2 separate regions of the Homo sapiens genome follow, and region 1 is linked to region 2. The links are chromatin loops, found by intact Hi-C in ENCODE. Cell type or tissue: ascending aorta. All regions are shown on one strand. Each heading gives the region's core, and the rest is flanking DNA. Links, peaks and the distances in the headings are about the cores only.

What was found. A loop is a pair of places that touch in the nucleus more often than their neighbours do. Peaks named below come from ENCODE experiments on the same cell type or tissue, not always from the same donor. Only the 100,000 strongest peaks of a DNase experiment are listed, where the experiment ranks them.
Region 1: a loop joins it to region 2, with 1.9 times the contacts of the local background. A loop is called at or near these places in 5 of 110 quality-filtered maps.

The regions. Positions count from the first base shown.
Region 1 is chr17:64,226,093-64,234,430 of GRCh38, reverse strand. The region is part of intron 1 of TEX2 (testis expressed 2); the gene reads left to right. Among named protein-coding and RNA genes, the nearest start is that of TEX2, 33 kb to the left of the region's middle. In ascending aorta, for the core only: no CTCF peak of the experiment used is centred there; a DNase peak (open chromatin) is centred at 3,350; H3K4me3 peaks cover 252 bases; H3K27ac peaks cover 1,922 bases.
Region 2 is chr17:64,175,953-64,184,290 of GRCh38, reverse strand. TEX2 (testis expressed 2) reads left to right here. Exons shown (of 12, transcript NM_001288732.2): 6 at 6,820-6,966. Among named protein-coding and RNA genes, the nearest start is that of SNORA50C, 34 kb to the right of the region's middle. In ascending aorta, for the core only: a CTCF peak has its summit at 4,032; DNase peaks (open chromatin) are centred at 3,370 and 7,557; H3K27ac peaks cover 4,852 bases.

The sequences.
Region 1 (8,338 bases), core at 210-8,209, 50 kb before region 2:
CTCTGAGGACTCACATAAGCTGGAAGAAAAAAACCCAACAACAAACTCAACGCTAATCATCTGGAAAGACAGGATACTGCTGTTAGGCAGATATTGGACCTGTGAACAGAAAAACATCAAGATCACAATTTTACAGCGTTTGTTTCTTTGAAATGTCAAATGGAGCCCCAATACAGCCATCAGGTTTATAGCACCTCCAGAATTAGATTAGACGGTGTGGTTCCATGCTGTGTACTTGTATTTCTGGTTATGAAATGCTCCTTGTGCTTATTTTCCCCAATCTGCTGAGAAACACTTTTTTCTTGTTCCTTTATGCATTCACGTTTCTTTTTTATTCCACTTGCCTTTTTTCCTTACCCCTTATTTCTGCCTTCTGCTCTGCTTTTGGCCTTTAGACAGCAATGGAACAGACCTTCAGGAATGGGCGTCCATGGAGGCCCTGGCGGGGGCCAGCTCTGTACCTAGGATCTGAGTTGGGGGGTTAGGACCACGTCCCAGGAGGTAAGGCCACAACTCAAGGGCAAACAGTACAGGCATGTGTAGTGAAGATCAGGAGCAGGACATGGTCTCACTGTGCCCTGTGTCTATGGAAGCAGCTGCCCATTTCTGATTCTTCAGATATTTTAAATGAGTTCATTGACCTTGATAGAGACTTGCCCTTCTTTGATGTAGTTACACAGCAATAGCCTGTTAGAAAGCACTTGCCTCTAACATGGTGCCTTGCAAGGTAGGTGTAGACTATATTAACTAGTTATTGGTGCCAGGGAATAACTGGTACTATATCTCCACCTGAATTCCTCGTGATTCCATTGTCTCTTTCTGGGTATGCATGTGTTTTTGTTTGTTTGTTTGTTTTTTGAGATGGAGTCTCACTCTGTCACCCAGGCTGGAGTGCAGTGGTGCGATCTTGGCTCACTGCAACCTCCACCCTCCAAGTTCAAGCGATTCTCCTGCCTCAGCCTCCCAAGTAGCTGGGATTACAGGCGCCTGCCACCGCGCCTGGCTAATTTTTTGTATTTTTAGTAGAGATGGGGTTTTACCATCTTGGCCAGGCTGGTCTTGAACTCCTGACCTCGTGATCCACCCACCTTGGCCTCCCAAAGTGCTGGGATTACAGGCGCGAGCCACCACACCAGGCCGCATGTGTGTTTTTAAAGTGTAATGCATTCCTAATGGTCCAAGTTGTTTTACACCAGTGAATCTCAGTTCCAGGGTGGGCCCCGGGGCAGGGTATGTGTGTGTGTTTGGGGGTGGGGTAGTTGTGTGTGTGGTTGTGCACATATAGGCTTATGATGACTGGGGAATTAAAAAAATGTCTTCCAATCCATCAGTTGTGAAACTCCACAATCATGATAAGCCTCAAGATGGATAGGGGTGAGCTGGGTCATTTGTGTGTTGAAGATGTTGCCTAGGATTTTCTGGTACACTAACCCTTCCCTCAATCCCAAATGCCTCTGCCTTTTTAGAACTGTGATTAAGAAGGTAATGATTAGGGATGATCAGTTGTCTCACCAGCAGTCTGTTAGGTGGAGCTGACCTGGGCTCATGCCATCTGCAAAGGAACCCATGGGAACCAGGGACCATTTTCAGCATTTGAAAAGGCTTAACAGAAACTATGCTTTTACCCAGGATGAACATACAAAAGCTACCCAAACCATCAAGTTTCCTTGCTTTTGTTTGGAATTGCAACCCTGTATGGAAGGTTTCATGCTGACTCCACGTTCTGATTGGCTGTGGATGACATAATAGGAGTTTCTGACACAGGATTGGTCTAACTGTAGATATTGTTACTGGAGCTGGTACCAGGTCTCACTTCCCACTACCTTTAGAATGAGGTTGACCTTGAATGTGAGTGCCCTTGACTATGGAAATGAAGCCACTGATTGTTTCTTGCTTGCTCAGCTATGCTTATTATCACACCTGTGGCAGTGACTTGATTTTTATAATGTCATTATGAACCCCTTATAAATATGGATTGTTGATTAAAATTTGGATCAGTATTGAAATGGAAGAATAATACACAGAATTAATCAGTTTACTGGTAAACAATGTAAGAATATTGAAAAACATGTGGCCAACATGGGGAGGGGACAGAAAAAAAAGAGGTTGATGAAACTACAGATCTTATCCACAGCTCTCATTTAAAAAAGATCCTTTTTCATCAGCTTTTCACTGAAATCAAACACCAATAACTCTTTCACCACGAAACACCAACTATTAATACTTAGTCTCTATAAGCCTCCTAGGATCCTGTTGTGTTCATTTACCTAGGTGATGTACATCATCCTAAATTCTGCCTTTTCATTTTGTATTACGATGTATATGTACAGTACATATTTTTACATTGTCATTGTGTCATTCTTAATGGTCACAGCTGCCTGAACTAAACCTAAAGTCAGACAGTCAGGACAGTCCAGTGCTGGTGATTAGAGAAGGCTGGAAACAAGCTGTCTGATCCCGGATAACATGCCGGTGAGTCCACAGGCTGAGTCGGCACGGATAAAAAGATGTGCTCACACCTGCTGTGGATGCTGATTATAGTAGCTTACATATGTTAAGTGTTATTTCTTAATTCTCCCAGCAGCCCCTATGAGATAGGCACTATTATCTGCATTATATGTAAGGAAAAAGAGGCCTTTTGCCGTAACTTGTCCAGGGTGACACACTGATAAGAGGTGGAACTGGAATCCAAAGCTGGGTCTGTTTAATTTCAGAGTTTGAGTTCTTAACCAGGTTTTCTGTGCAATTGTGTTGCACCCCAGGACCTATTCAGTTCTCACCTCCCTTCAGAATCTAACCACCTTCCACCTTAATAATGACAAACACATCTATTAATATGCATTAAAGTGACAGAAGCTTAATACTGAAACAAGATAGAGTGGATGTTGCTGGCGAACAGGAACCCCAGAGACGGTCCTGTCCACATGAGGCTGTGTTAGTTTTCCTAGAGCAGAGTGGTGTGAAGGGCCAGCCTGCATTCAGTCTCTCCTTTGGTTCCGTCCTTTAGTCAGCCTCAGAGTTTTTCAGACTTGAATGGGCACAACAGTGACCACACAGGGTTGCCTGAAGCACATATATGGTACTTGGTGGGAGACTCAAGATTCTTAGTGAGGCTGAGAAGTGGTGCTTGGGTGATGTTTGTACAGAGTAAGAACTAATGAAGCACTGGGATAGAGAGCCCCATGAAGTTCAACCCCATCACAGCCTGAGCAGGAGCAGCCTCACAGTCACCTTCTGTACTGTTTGGCAGTAGGTGGGGGAAAGATAGGGGCTGCTGAGGAGGCCAAGTTGATGCCTGTCCTCTGGTGCCTGAGCACATGCAGGTGCGGCTGATCTGCAGCTCATTCTCATAGGTTGGAAACTCTCCACCTAATGGCCAGCACACATAAGGGATGTTTCTACAGCTGGGCTGAGCAAGACAAGTCTGGAAAGTCTAGAAGTATTTGTTAATGGGAGATGAGCTGTTTCAGTACTATTTGAAAAATATTTTGACTTAATTGCCTTAGGCACATTAGTCAGCTGATGTGCACTCTGGTTTGCTTTCCTTGACTTTAACAGTTGCCAAGAATTTCTCTTGTTACAAAAGAGAAAAGTAGGACTCTAAGTATGTTCTGTTCCATGGAAATTGAGTCATAGACTCTTAGAATTTAGAGCCTTCTGGAAAATTCCTTGAAGACAATGGAGGAAGCTTCCCTCAGTTTACAGCAGAACCCCAGGCTCAGGGAGGTGAAGTGGGGAGCTCCGTCACTGTCATTTGAGGGCCATTTGAGGGCTGTGGTCCTCCGTGGAGCTCCTCCCTCTGCTGCCTCATGGCCTCACTCGGTCTGTGTTTTCAATGACTGATTTACTACTAACTGAACAATTGTCTGAATCCCAATCATCTCATCAGTGGGCAATCCTTTCTTGGCATGATCCACAACAGAGGTAGAGTTGGGTGGGGAATGTTCCCCCTCAGGGCCTATAGGCAAGTGGTTCTCCTCAGGGAACCATGAGGTGGCCAGCCGGCCAGGTCAGGACCATGCCTGTGCCAGGAACCAGTATCTCCTAACCTTGCCAGTTGTGAACATGGCTCTGGGTTTCTTGCCTCTATTCCTTTTCTTCTGCTTTGTCCTCCACTTAAAATGTACTCTCCATTTTGTCTTGGCGGGGCACCTTGTCAGGTCCCCATGGGCCAGCTCACACGGGGCCCCTGGGAAACCTTCCACCATGCCTTCTCATATTCCTCCCATCAATTCCTATTTCCCTCAGTCCCACTCTTTCCCCTACACACACATGTGTGCACACATACATGCACATACACATGTGCACACATGCATGCACACATCTTAAACCTGGTTTAAAAAAATTTATCTTCTTTGGCCCTCAGATGCCTTACCTATAAATAACATTCTGATGTAAGATTACACTTAGCAAATTTACTGCCCTATATCAAGGTTAAGTCTGCTGATGCCTGTGTGAAAAGGAGGGTTTCTGACTGGGGGAAACGGCTAATTTTTTTGAGTTCTTAAAGAGTTTTTTCAGTTTTTGAAGAATTAATCTGAAATACGTTCCTCACATTGAGAAGCTGAATGGCCAGTGATCAACCTAGATGTAAGCTAGGTTGTCTAATTTCCTAATATGATTTGAAGGGAATAAATTCAATGCTTTACAGTTTATTATAGCTAGAAAATAGAGAAATGATTGTCCATATCAGTCAGTTTTTCCAAAGTTAAAATTTAGATCCTTGTATAGGAAACAGAGCAATATGTGTGTTATGTGTGTTATATACACTATTGTCAGCGTTTTCTAAAAAGATTTCAAAGACGAATGTTTTTATGCTGATGGAATGGGAAGGCTTCATCAGGAAGCTGTAAAAAAATCCAGAAGCCATAAAGAAAAAGATAGAGAGCTTCAACATCTCAAAATGTAAAACTTTGTATATTAAAAAAAAAACCCATACAATTAAAAGGCAAGTCAGAGATGGAAGGAAATATTTGGAACACATACAATAGACAAAGTATTAACTATCCTTGATAAAGAAGTGAATAACAAAAGTCCTTGGGCAAGAAATATGAACGACCAGTTAACAGAAGAAGAGAAGCAAATGAGGGAAAAGTATGAAGTGACTATCAAAGCATTGAGATACCTTTTCCCTGCCCACTGAATGGGCAGAAATTTAAAATAATATTCAGTCTTGACCAGGGTTGAAGGTGGACATTTTATACAATGTTAATTAGGAGAGTAAATTGGACAAATTGGCAAACAGTTTCAGAATTTTAAATATGTACCTCATTTGACCCAGCAACTCCACTCTAGAAATACATCCTACAGATAGACTTTCTTTTTGCACAAGATTTATATGGAAACACAGCTTTTAAAGGCAGCGTTGTTTCTAATGGTGAAAACAGGAAACCCTGCAAATTTCTATCAAATAAAAAAATGATTAAGTTAATAGTGGCATACCTTACTGTGTAGAAAAGGTGTGTGTGTGTGTGTGTGTGTGTGTGTGTGTGTGTGTGTGTACCTGTCAGTCCATAGGTATAGGCCATAGGAGGTGGTCCAAGAAATAGTAAGTAAAAAACAAATGCAAAACAATTTGTATAATATGATCTCATTTAAAAGTAAAAACAAAAACAACTTTATTTGTGCGCACTACCTTTTGTATGCACACAAAATGCCTATGAAAGGTCTGGAAAGATACGTTCTAAACCAGGGGTCCCCAATCCCCGGGCCACAGACCAGGAGCGGTCCATGGCCTGCTAGGAACCAGGCTGCACACCAGGAGGTGAGCTGTGGGTGAGTGAGCAAAGCTTCATCTGTATTTACAGCCCCTTTCCATCCCTCGCATGACTGCCTGAGCTCCACCTCCTGTCACATCAGTAGCGGCACAGATTCTCATAGGAGTGTAAACCCTACTGTGAACTGCGCATGCGAGGGATCTAGGTTGCTCCTCCTTATGAGAATCTAATGCTTGATGATCTGTCACTGTCTCCCAGCACCCCCAGATAGGACTGTCTAGTTGCAGGAAAACAAGCTCAGGGCTTCCACTGATTCTACATTATTGTGAGTTGTAGAATTGTGTCATTATATACAATGTAATAACAATAGAAATGAAATGCACAATAAATGCAGTATACTTGAATCATCCCGAAACCATACCCCGCTGCCTCTGGTCCGTGGAAAAATTGTCTTCCATGAAGCTGATTTTGCAGGGAGGAGGAGAAAATTTCACTTTTCCTCTACATCTGTTTTTGAAGTTTTTTTCAATGAGTTTGAAATTATATATTTTTTATTGAAGTGAAGATGTATACATATGGTTCAACTCTCTCATTTCACTTCTAGAAATATTTCCTAAGGAAATAACCAGAGGGCAGTCAAAGGTTTATCTATAGCTAGTCAAAGGTTTATCTATAGCATCATGTGCAGCATTGCAGTCTTGTTTGTAATAAGAAATTCAAGTGGTATTCTTGAATTACATTATGGAATATTCATCCTATACAGCGATTAAAAATCATGCATGAAATAATCTTTGATTTGAGAAAATGCTTATAAGAACAGTAAACAATTAGGGAGGGCTGCTCTGTGCCAGGGATCATGCTCAGTGCTTTGCTTAAGTTGTTTCGTTTAATCTTCTGAACAGTCAGTTGCCATTCCCATTTTACAGATGAAAAGAAGCTTAGGCTTGGTTAGGGTAAATGATTTGCCAGAGGGCCAGACTGCTACCAAGTTGGTGGAACTCAAACTAAAGGCCTTGCTAATGATAGATTACTTCAGTGTGTAATCTTGAGTATAAAAGCAGATTACATACATACATACAGTGTGTCCTCATTTAATAAAAATGAGTCTTTCTGCCTTAGTTTTCTTGTGGGTAAGGCACGGAGGATTGGCTAGGGCAATTTTATATTCTGAAGATAATGATTATAATAATTTTTAAAAGATTGACATGTGTTTACATATAATTTTTTTTCCAGATCACAAAAGTATTTGGAAATACCTGAAATTAGCAAATAACAATTACTGTTAAACCTGTTATATGGAGAAAATGAGAATTAATGCTACCCTCTCCTTTTTTTTGCCCAGTGCAGACATTTGTACATTGGTGTCAGCTTGATGAGTACTTACTTGATGAGTACCATCTGTTTAGGACATACCTGTCCTGAGTTTTCATTACTTATTCTAGGGATTTTTTGCCCCCATATTGATGTCATTTTCTTTTTTTTTTTTTTTGATACGGAGTCTCACTCTGTCACCAGGCTGGAGTGCAGTGGCAGGATCTCAGCTCACTGTAACCTCCGCCTCCAGGGTTCAAGTAATTCTCCTGCCTCACCCTCCCGAGTAGCTGGGACTACAGGCGCGCACCGCCACGCCCAGCTAATTTTTGTATTTTCAGTAGAGGCGGGGTTTCACCATGTTGGCCCAGATGGTCTCGATCTCTTGACCTTGTGATCTGCCTGCCTCGACCTCCCAAAGAGCTGGGATTACAGGCGTGAGCCCCCGTGCCCAGCCTGATGTCATTTTCTGATGTCTATGTGTTGTCTCCTTGAGTTTTCCCTGTGGATGCACCCATTATTTTTTATAAATATTTTATTATTTTTTATACTACTTTTATACTACAGAAAAGTTTTTACTAATTTTCTAGTTTCTAATACCAGTTTTCAGCAAAGTTTTTGCTAATTATGTTCCAGCCTTAGTGCAAGAGAGGGTTTGTCTCATTGTGCCCTTGCCAGCATCATACATGTTTTAATCATTGAGAGAAATTATTTCATCGGTTTGTTTCCAATTCTGTATTATTTTTAGTAAGGTTGAGTTTTTTATTTGTTTCTTGGCCATTTGAACTTTTGGGTGAAGTGCCTGTTCATGTACTTGGGAGATACCTATTGAAGATGCCTTCCTAAATTTGACCATTAAAGAAAGACCTTAAGAAAGACTGTAAGTCCTTCTAAGGGGAAGTTTTACTCTGCCAGGTGGAATGCATTTTTCTTACATTGCATGAAAGTTAAAAACATGATTTCTTAACCACTTGGAATTTATCTGACTTACAAGATTTGCCTTTAAAATTTTAGAAATGATTGGTGAAAAGTACATGGAACCTCTCTGTACTACTTTGGCAACTTCCTGAGAATCTGTCATTATTTCAAAATGAAGCTTGAGAATTTAAGGAATGGTACAACTTCAGCTCTCTCCTCTTACTGCCTGGAACCCTGCTTGATAATCCCAACTGGTAGAACCAATAGGGACGGGAGGGGAGCAGCTCTCATGATATCCCCAAAGCCAAACAGTGGTTAGGAATGCTGCTTTTGTTTTTAATTTGGACATAGTTTCAAACTTTAAAATGGATGCAAAAGTAAAAATGGAATCT
Region 2 (8,338 bases), core at 67-8,066:
ATCTCTACAAAAAAGAAGAAAAAAAAAATTAGCCAGACATAGTGGCATGTGCCTGCAGTCCCAGCTACTCAGAAGGCTGAATCAGAATTGCTCGAGTCAGGGAGGTCAGAGCTGCAGTGATTAGTGATTGCACCACTGCACTTCAACCTGAGCAACAGAGCAAGACCCTGTCTCAAAAAATAAAAGGGTAAAGGATCTGAATAGACATTTCTCCAAAGAAGATACACTAACGCCCAAATAAGCAAGCACATGAAAAGATGCTCAGTATCATTAGTCATCAAGGAAATGTGAATCAAAACCACAGTCAGATGTCACTTCACACCCACCCAGATGGCCACAATGAAAAAGACAGATGGTGGCCAGGCACAGTGGTGGCTCACACTTGTAATCCCAACACTTTGGGAGACTGAGGCGAATGGATCACTTGAGCTCAGGAGTTCGAGACCAGCCTGGGCAAGATGACAAAACTCCATCTCTACCAAATAAATAAATAAATAATAAAAATTTTTAAAAAGATAGATGATAACAAGTATTAGTGAGGATGTAGAGAAATTGGAATCCTTGGCCGGGTGCGGTGGCTCACGCCTATAATCCTAACACTTTGGGAGGCCGAGGCGGGTGGACTGCCTGAGCTCAGGAGTTTGAGGCCAGCCTGGGCAACATGGCAAAATCCCATCTCTATTAAAAATACAAAAAATTAGCCAGGCATGGTGGCGCATGCCTGTAATCCCAGCTACTGGGGAGGCTGAGGCACGAGAATCACTTGAACCTGGGAGGCAGAGGTTACAGGGAGCCAAAATCATGCCGCTTCACTCCAGCCTGGACAACAGAGTGAGACTCTGCCTCAAAAAAGAAAGAAAGAAAGAAATTGGAGTCCTCATACGTTGCTGGCAGGAATGTAAAATAGTCCAGCCACTGTGGGAAATAGTTTGGTATTTCCTCAAAAAGTTAAACAGAGTCACCATATGAGCCAGCAGTTCCACTCCTAAATATATATCCAAGAGAAATGAAAATACATGTTTACACAAACACTTGTACACAAATATTTATAGTAGCATTATTCACAATAGCCAAAAGTGGAAAATGGTGGGGCACAGTGGCTTGCGCCTGTAAGCCCAGCAGTTCGGAAGGCTGAGGTGGGTGGATTACTTGAGGCCAGGAGTTCAAGACCAGCCTGGCCAATATGGCGAAACCCCATCTCTACTAAAAAGACAAAAATTAGCCGGGCGTAGTAGTGCACGCCTGTAGTCCCAGCTACTCGGGAGGCTGAGGCACAAGAATGGCTTGAACTCAGGAGGCATAGGTTGCAGTGAGCCGAGATCACACCACTGCACTCCAGCCTGGATGACACAGCAAGACTCTGTTTTAAAAAAAAAAAAAACACAACAAAAGTGGCAAACAACCCATATTTCCATTAACTGGTGAGTGGATAAAGTGTGGTATATGCATAGATGATAATATTATTATGCAATAAAAATAAGTTTATTATGCAATAAAAAGGACGCACTGCTACAACATGGATATGCCTTGAAAACATTAGTGAGGGGAGTCAGTCACAAAAGAACACATTGTATGACTTCATTTATAGGAAATGTCTGGAATAGGCAAATTCATAGAGACAAACTAGTTTCCTAGACTGGTGGGCAGGGGGATGGGGAGGAGTTGGGGAGGAATAGGGAGTGACTGCTAATGGGTACAGGGTTTATTTGGGGAGTGACGAAAATGTTCTAAAATTGACTGTGGTGATAGCTACACAACTCTCAATATACTGAAAACTATTGAATGTACTCTATTTTTAAAAATTATTTTTGTGGTAAAATACATAAAGTTTGCCATCTTAATCATTTTAAAATGTATAGTTCAGTAGAATTGAATACATTCATAATGTTATGCATTGACCCCCACCATTCTCTTCAACTTGTATAATTGAAACTCTATACTCATTAAACAGTAACTCCCCTGTCCCCCTCCTCCCAGCCCCTGGCAACCACCATTCCCTGTCTCTCGGATTTTGACTATCCTAAGTACCTCATATAAGTAGAATTATACAGTATTTGTCTTTTTGTGACTGACTTATTTCACTTAGCCTAATGACCTCAAGATTCATCCATGTGGTAGCGTAAGTCAGAATCGCCTTCCTTTTTGAGGCTGAATCATGCTCCATTGTGTACGTACGCCATTTTGCTTATCCATTCCTCCATCGGTGGGTGCTTGGCTTGCTTCCACATTTTAGCTATTGTGAATGATGCTGCTCTGAACATCAGTGTACACATATCTTGTTTTGAGACCCTGCTTTCAAATTTGTTGGGGTATATAGCCAGAAGTGAAATTAGTGCATCTTAAGGGTAATTCTGTTTAAATTGTTTAAGGAACCGCAATACTGTTTTCCACAGCAGCTATGGAAGGATGGAAAAATTGTATGATCTATGAATTATATCTAAGTAAAACTGTAAAAAAAAAAAAAAATACAAAACCAGCCGGGCATGGTGGCTCACACCTGTAATCTCAGCACTTTGGGAGGCCGAGGCAGGCAGATCACCTGAGGTTGGGAGTTTGAGACCAGCCTGACTACCATGGAGAAGCCCCGTCTGTACTAAAAATACAAAAAATTAGCCAGGCGTGGTGGTGAATGCCTGTAATACCAGCTACTTGGGAGGCTGAGGTAGCCTCCCTTGAACCTGGGAGGCGGAGTTTGCAGTGAGTCGAGATCGCGCCACTGCACTCCAGCCTGGGCGACAGAGCGAGACTCCTTCTCAAAGAATACAAAACCATGTAGCCAGATCTAATTTTGCTTTTTTTTTTTTTTTTTTTTTTTTTTGAGATAGCCTTGCTCTGTGGCCAGGGTGGAGTACAGTGGCACGGTCTCGGCCCACTGCAACCTCTGCCTCCTGGGCTCAAGCGATTCTCCTGCCTCAGCCTCCTGAGTAGCTGGGACTATAGGCACGCACCACCACACCCAGCTAATTTTTGTATTTTTGGTAGAGACGGGACTTCACCATGTTGGCCAAGATTGTCTCAATCTCTTGACTGCGTGATTTGCCCGCCTTGGCCTCCCAAAGTGCTGGGATTACAGGCATGAACCACCACGCCCGGCCTAATTTTGCTTTTTAAAAGTTCTGTATTCTTAAATGTATATATACACTGAAAAGAGACTGAAAGAAAATATAGTAAAACTGTTTTAAATAATGTTTAAAATGTTTTAAATCTGAGTAGCAGGTTTATGGGTGTTTTCTGCAGTGAATATGCATTGTTTTTATAATCAAGGGAAAGAAACACACAGGAGTAGGGTCCTCCGCTGTGTCATCTCCTGGACCACACTGTCCCTTGTGCAACCCCCCTGGCGGTACACTGGGTGCGGCCAAAAAGGAGTGGGGGCACTACACACTCTTTGTAATAGAAAAACTGGGCTGGCCTCCTGGCCATTTGTAATAGGAAATGTTACACCACAGACTTCAGTAAATCTGTCCTACTTTAGTTTTAGAGGTTAGTTTTAAATAACACATATCCCAAGAGTGACGCAGTTTTGATGGGCTTGCTTCAGCTTCAAACCATTGAATTTTCTCTACACTTATTTGGAAGCCATTTTTGGAAAGTTACCATTTCTTAGTGTGTTTATACAGTTGAGACAGCGAAATGAATATCCTCCACACATTTCATCCTATAGCCAAATGGCAATATTAGGAAATGTATGCACATTGTTTCTTTAAACTCTTAAATTTTTATGACATTCGTTGGGCCTTCCTAGCAGGCTGTTGAATCCAGGTTTTGCTCATAAAAGCTTCTTTGATGCATTATCGATGTTCTGCTCTGGAATTTTTCTTTGTTCCCAATGAGTCTGTGGAGAGAAGCTTATTTTGGAAAAAGGAACTGTTGAAAAAACAACCTGCTTGTCGGTTATTTCAGAAATTTGTTTACCACATCATATGCCATTGGCTTGGACATACATTGTGAAATAGCCTTTGTTTCTTGCTATTTTGTGCTAAAACTGTTTCCTGTGAGTAACTAGGGTTGTAAAGAAAGGCTAATAAAGGGTAGATGCTCCCTCTAGGGAAGGGAAAAAGTAACTTATTCTCTTGTATAACCTACAAATCTAAAATAAGACACGTGGTGTCTTACGTGGGCAGCAACTTAGTACTGTCTGAGGGGCCAGGTGGTCATTGCCCTTGGATGAGTGTTTATGCAGAAGTCTGTATAAATAATCGGATGGGACTCAAAGACAGTAACCTCAGAAAAGCTGAATGAATTACCCTTGGGGCTGGGAAGGAGATGTTCAGTCAGAGAAAAAAGGGATTCAAAAAAACAGTGCAAGTTATGGCATGGCCAAGCATTCACCGCTGCAGACTCTTGCCCTTCCATCCAGGACCTAGTGGTGGAAAATGTCTTGGTTAATGACAGAAAACGTCACAGCACTCGAAAAGCCCAGAGAGAATAATCCATGTCCATTAAGAAGGGTGAAGCAGATCCATGTCTTCTGAAATGGGCTGACCAGCATGCTTTCTTTTTTAAACCATTTTTTTTTTTAAATGAGACTCACCAACGTTCATAAAGGAGACCTTTGAAAACTCAAATGTGAAGGACTCCTGTAAAATATAAAGTCATGCAGTGACATGTGATTGAAAAACGTAAGCGAACCCTAGGCCCCCAGCAAGAGAGGGCACAGGCTGTGGCAATGTATGTGGAGTTGGTTCCTGCTGGTGGGTTCGTGGTCTCACTGACTTCAAGAATGAAGTCTCGGACCTTCATGGTGAGTGTTACAGCTCTTAAAGGTGGCACGGACCCAAAGAGTGAGTAGTAGGAAGGTTTATTGTGAAGAGCAAAAGTACAAAGCTTCCACACTGTGTAAGGGCACCCAAGCAGGTTGCCGCTGCTGCTGGCTAGGGTGGCCAGCTTTTATTCCCTTATTGTCCCTTCCCATGTTCTGTTTTTGTCCTATCACAATGCCCTTTTTTCAATCCTCTCTGCGATTGGCTACTTTTAGGATCCTGCTGATTGGTGCATTTTACAGAGTGCTGATTGGTACATTTTACAGAGCGCTGATTGGTGCGTTTTATAGGGCACTGATTGGTGCATTTTACAATCCTTTTGCTAGCTACAGAGTGCTGATTGGTACATTTTTACAGAGTGCTGATTGGTGCATTTTACAATCCTCTTGTAAGAAAATTTCTCCAAGTCCCCACTCCACCCAGGAAGTCTAGCTGGCCTCACCTCTCAGCAAGACTGGCAGACGGGTGGGACTGAGCAGTGTGCTGGCTCAGGCACAGCTCAGTGACTGGTGAACACCAAGCTTCAGAATGAGTGCACGGAGCTATGTGCTGTAGACCTTGGGAGTACTCACAAACAATTGGATCTGCAGATTCAAATCCATACACACCAAGCAACAACGTGTGCACCACAGCACTGACCCAGGCACACAGCTTCAATGTGGGCACAGTCACAGCTGCTCAGAATGGATAGCACTGGCACGAATGCACAAGCACAAAGCGTGGAGGTGATGAGAGTGTCTGGTGTGTGTTATAGCTGCAGCCAGCCCATGAGGGCAGAACAGATGCACTTATAGTAGCCATAGAGGGAGGGGAAAGGGGGAATAATTCACAGATTCTGCATTTCTAAATCTTTTCATCTTTGCTTTCCAAAGCTCATTGTTTCTGCAAGGCTACAGTCTAATTAGAGACCTCAGCACAGGAAAATGTCTGCCATATCAGGGGGCCAGCTCCCCTTCCCCCACCCCCACCGCCACACACAGGACAGAGCAGATAGAGGATGGGAGAACAGGACTGTGTGTCAGGCGCTGCACTCATTTCTAAAATGGAAGTAAAGTTCCTGTCTTTCCAGGGTATTGTGAGACATGAGTGGACCTGAGACAGGAATGTGCCCATAGGGCTGGCATGTGGTCAGTGGACAGCTGCTACATTACTGAGCTCTCAGCCCGTGCCTGCACCAACCACATAAACCTTACAACACCGTCTGTGGGTGCTGCTGTTTACCCTTCTTTATCTCCATCCCTGACCCCCTCCAGGCCAGAGTGCACAGTCTAATGATTAGCCAAGGAAATCGGAGACTTGGGTTTACTTTCTCCCCCACCTCACACATTGGCCACAGCAGATGCTTCAGATGGATTGTATCAAATGGAAGTAAGGATCAGGGTATTTCGCTGGGCCGAGATTGGTGAGAACAGCTGTAGATGTTTCATGGAAGCCCTGAGAGCAGCTCTCTCTAATCCAGATCTGTGATTCATCGTCTTGCCTGTTCATTACATTACCAGGGGAGCATCTGAAACTCCTGATGCCCACTGAAATCAGTGACTCTGGGGGTAGGATCCAGGCATCAGTATTTTTAAGCATCCCGGGAATATTTTGACCTCACAGGGTTCAGGCTGAACTTGAGTCCTGGCCATTGGGGAACTGTGGCGTCTGCCCGGATGAGCACCAGCTTGACAATTACACGTCCAAGCCTTAGCTTGAAGAAAGATGGGCAGGCATTTTATCAGATGTGTCACTGATGCATAATGTTGATACCAAGCTAATTTGGACGCAGAGCAGTTTGGCTAAGCTAATAGTATGAAATATTAGCTGGTTTACAGGAAGACTGGTAGAAAAAGAAAACAGACAAAGAGAAGGTTTTAGCTGTGATGGCAGCTTTCGTTTCTCCCCTTTCCTAGTCACCAATACAATGTGGGACTTGTAATTTATAGGGAAGGAGTATGACTCGTGTGGTCTCCTGTTTCTATAAGGAGGGACCTTCAGTGACTTTATAAAAATAAGCACCTGTCTTATTCTCCAGTTGCTTTCTAGCTAATTTTGGTCCCTTTTCTTTTGCCAGTTGCCAGAGGTTCCACCCTCTGAGGAGGAAGAACAGGAAGCCTGGGTGAATGCCTTGCTTGGAAGAATATTTTGGGACTTCTTAGGAGAGAAATACTGGTCTGATCTGGTGTCTAAGAAGATCCAAATGAAACTCAGCAAAATAAAGGTATCACTTTCCACACAAGAGGCTTCTAATCCTCTATACTTCTTCATTTCTGGAAATTTTGTACCCTTATGTCCTAAGTGAAAAATAATTTGGTTTAAACGTATAACATATGAGGGTAGTAAGTTCTCAAACAGCACATCTGACCTTGATCACAGACTGACCTTATGATTAATTGCATCTGGGGGCTTAGTGAACATTAATGTTTACTCATTTTCTTGTGTTGCCCTCATTGTTATCCACTCCAGGTGATAATCCAGAATTTAGTTTGGGAAAATGTGAGCTCTTATAACCGATTCGTCTTATATAATTGTTATTTTTAAGTTGGAAATGAACTTAAATTGTACATCCAGAGCCCACCCAGCCCCACAGCAGTCTAGGCCACATGGTATATCCTCTGAGGAAAATACAAATTACTTAAGGCCTCTTAGTATACTCACTGAAGAAAATGCTAGACTACTTAAGGCCTCTTAGTATACTGACTGAGGAAAACACCAGACTACTTAAGGCCTCTTTCCCAGGCTGTGCTCCCTCTCAAGCTGGGAAAGTTAGCATTGCACTTTAAATGTGTCTGTGTTTGACCTTTACTTTTTGGCCAGATGGTACTTTATTTTGGGCTCTCTCCTGAAGAAACACTCTGGTGCTAATCCAGGGCCAGTTGGAAGTGAGTTTGAACTGTGTAAGTATGGCTGTCATTAAAAGACTCATTTGCCAACCAGGAGACCTTATTGAGGATCTTGAGGTTCTTTAAAATTAACTTTTTGACCCAGTGAAGACCCAGCCAAGAAGAGTCACTTTGGATCCCAAATTTTCACTGAACAGTCAGTAGCTTAAGTCAGTAGCCCTGAAGTTGTATGGATCAGAGACATTTTTGAGAAGCAGAAGCCTATGATATCCTTTCACTAGAAAAACACGTTGACACAAAATTTTGCCCATTATTTCAGAAAGTTCAAGGACTCTAGATTAAGAAACTGTGAACTACGGTAAACTAGATTAGAAGGAAAATATGGGCATAGAGGAGCTTCAGGTTGATTTCTTTTGTTCCTTTGGGTAAAGAACAGAGCTTTTCCTGGCCTTGTCAAGCTCTGGCTGCTGTCTGTGGGCCAGTGTCCCTTCTTCCCCAGCTCCTGAGAAAGAGGAAGGAGGGGCTGCCTTCTGAGCCAGAAGGGTGGATTTCAAGGCAGATTTTGGGGGAGGGCTCTGTTGACAGGTGTCAGCCTGTTTGTGTTCCTGAGGTAGTTTGAGGGTTGAACGTGCTTCTGCTAGCCAGTTCCATAGCAGGAGACAACAAGTAGCAGTAACCCTCTGTGTTGGGAGATGCAGTGTCAGCAGCCAACCTAGAGCTCACTCAGCCTCTCCCCATTTTTGGAAATGA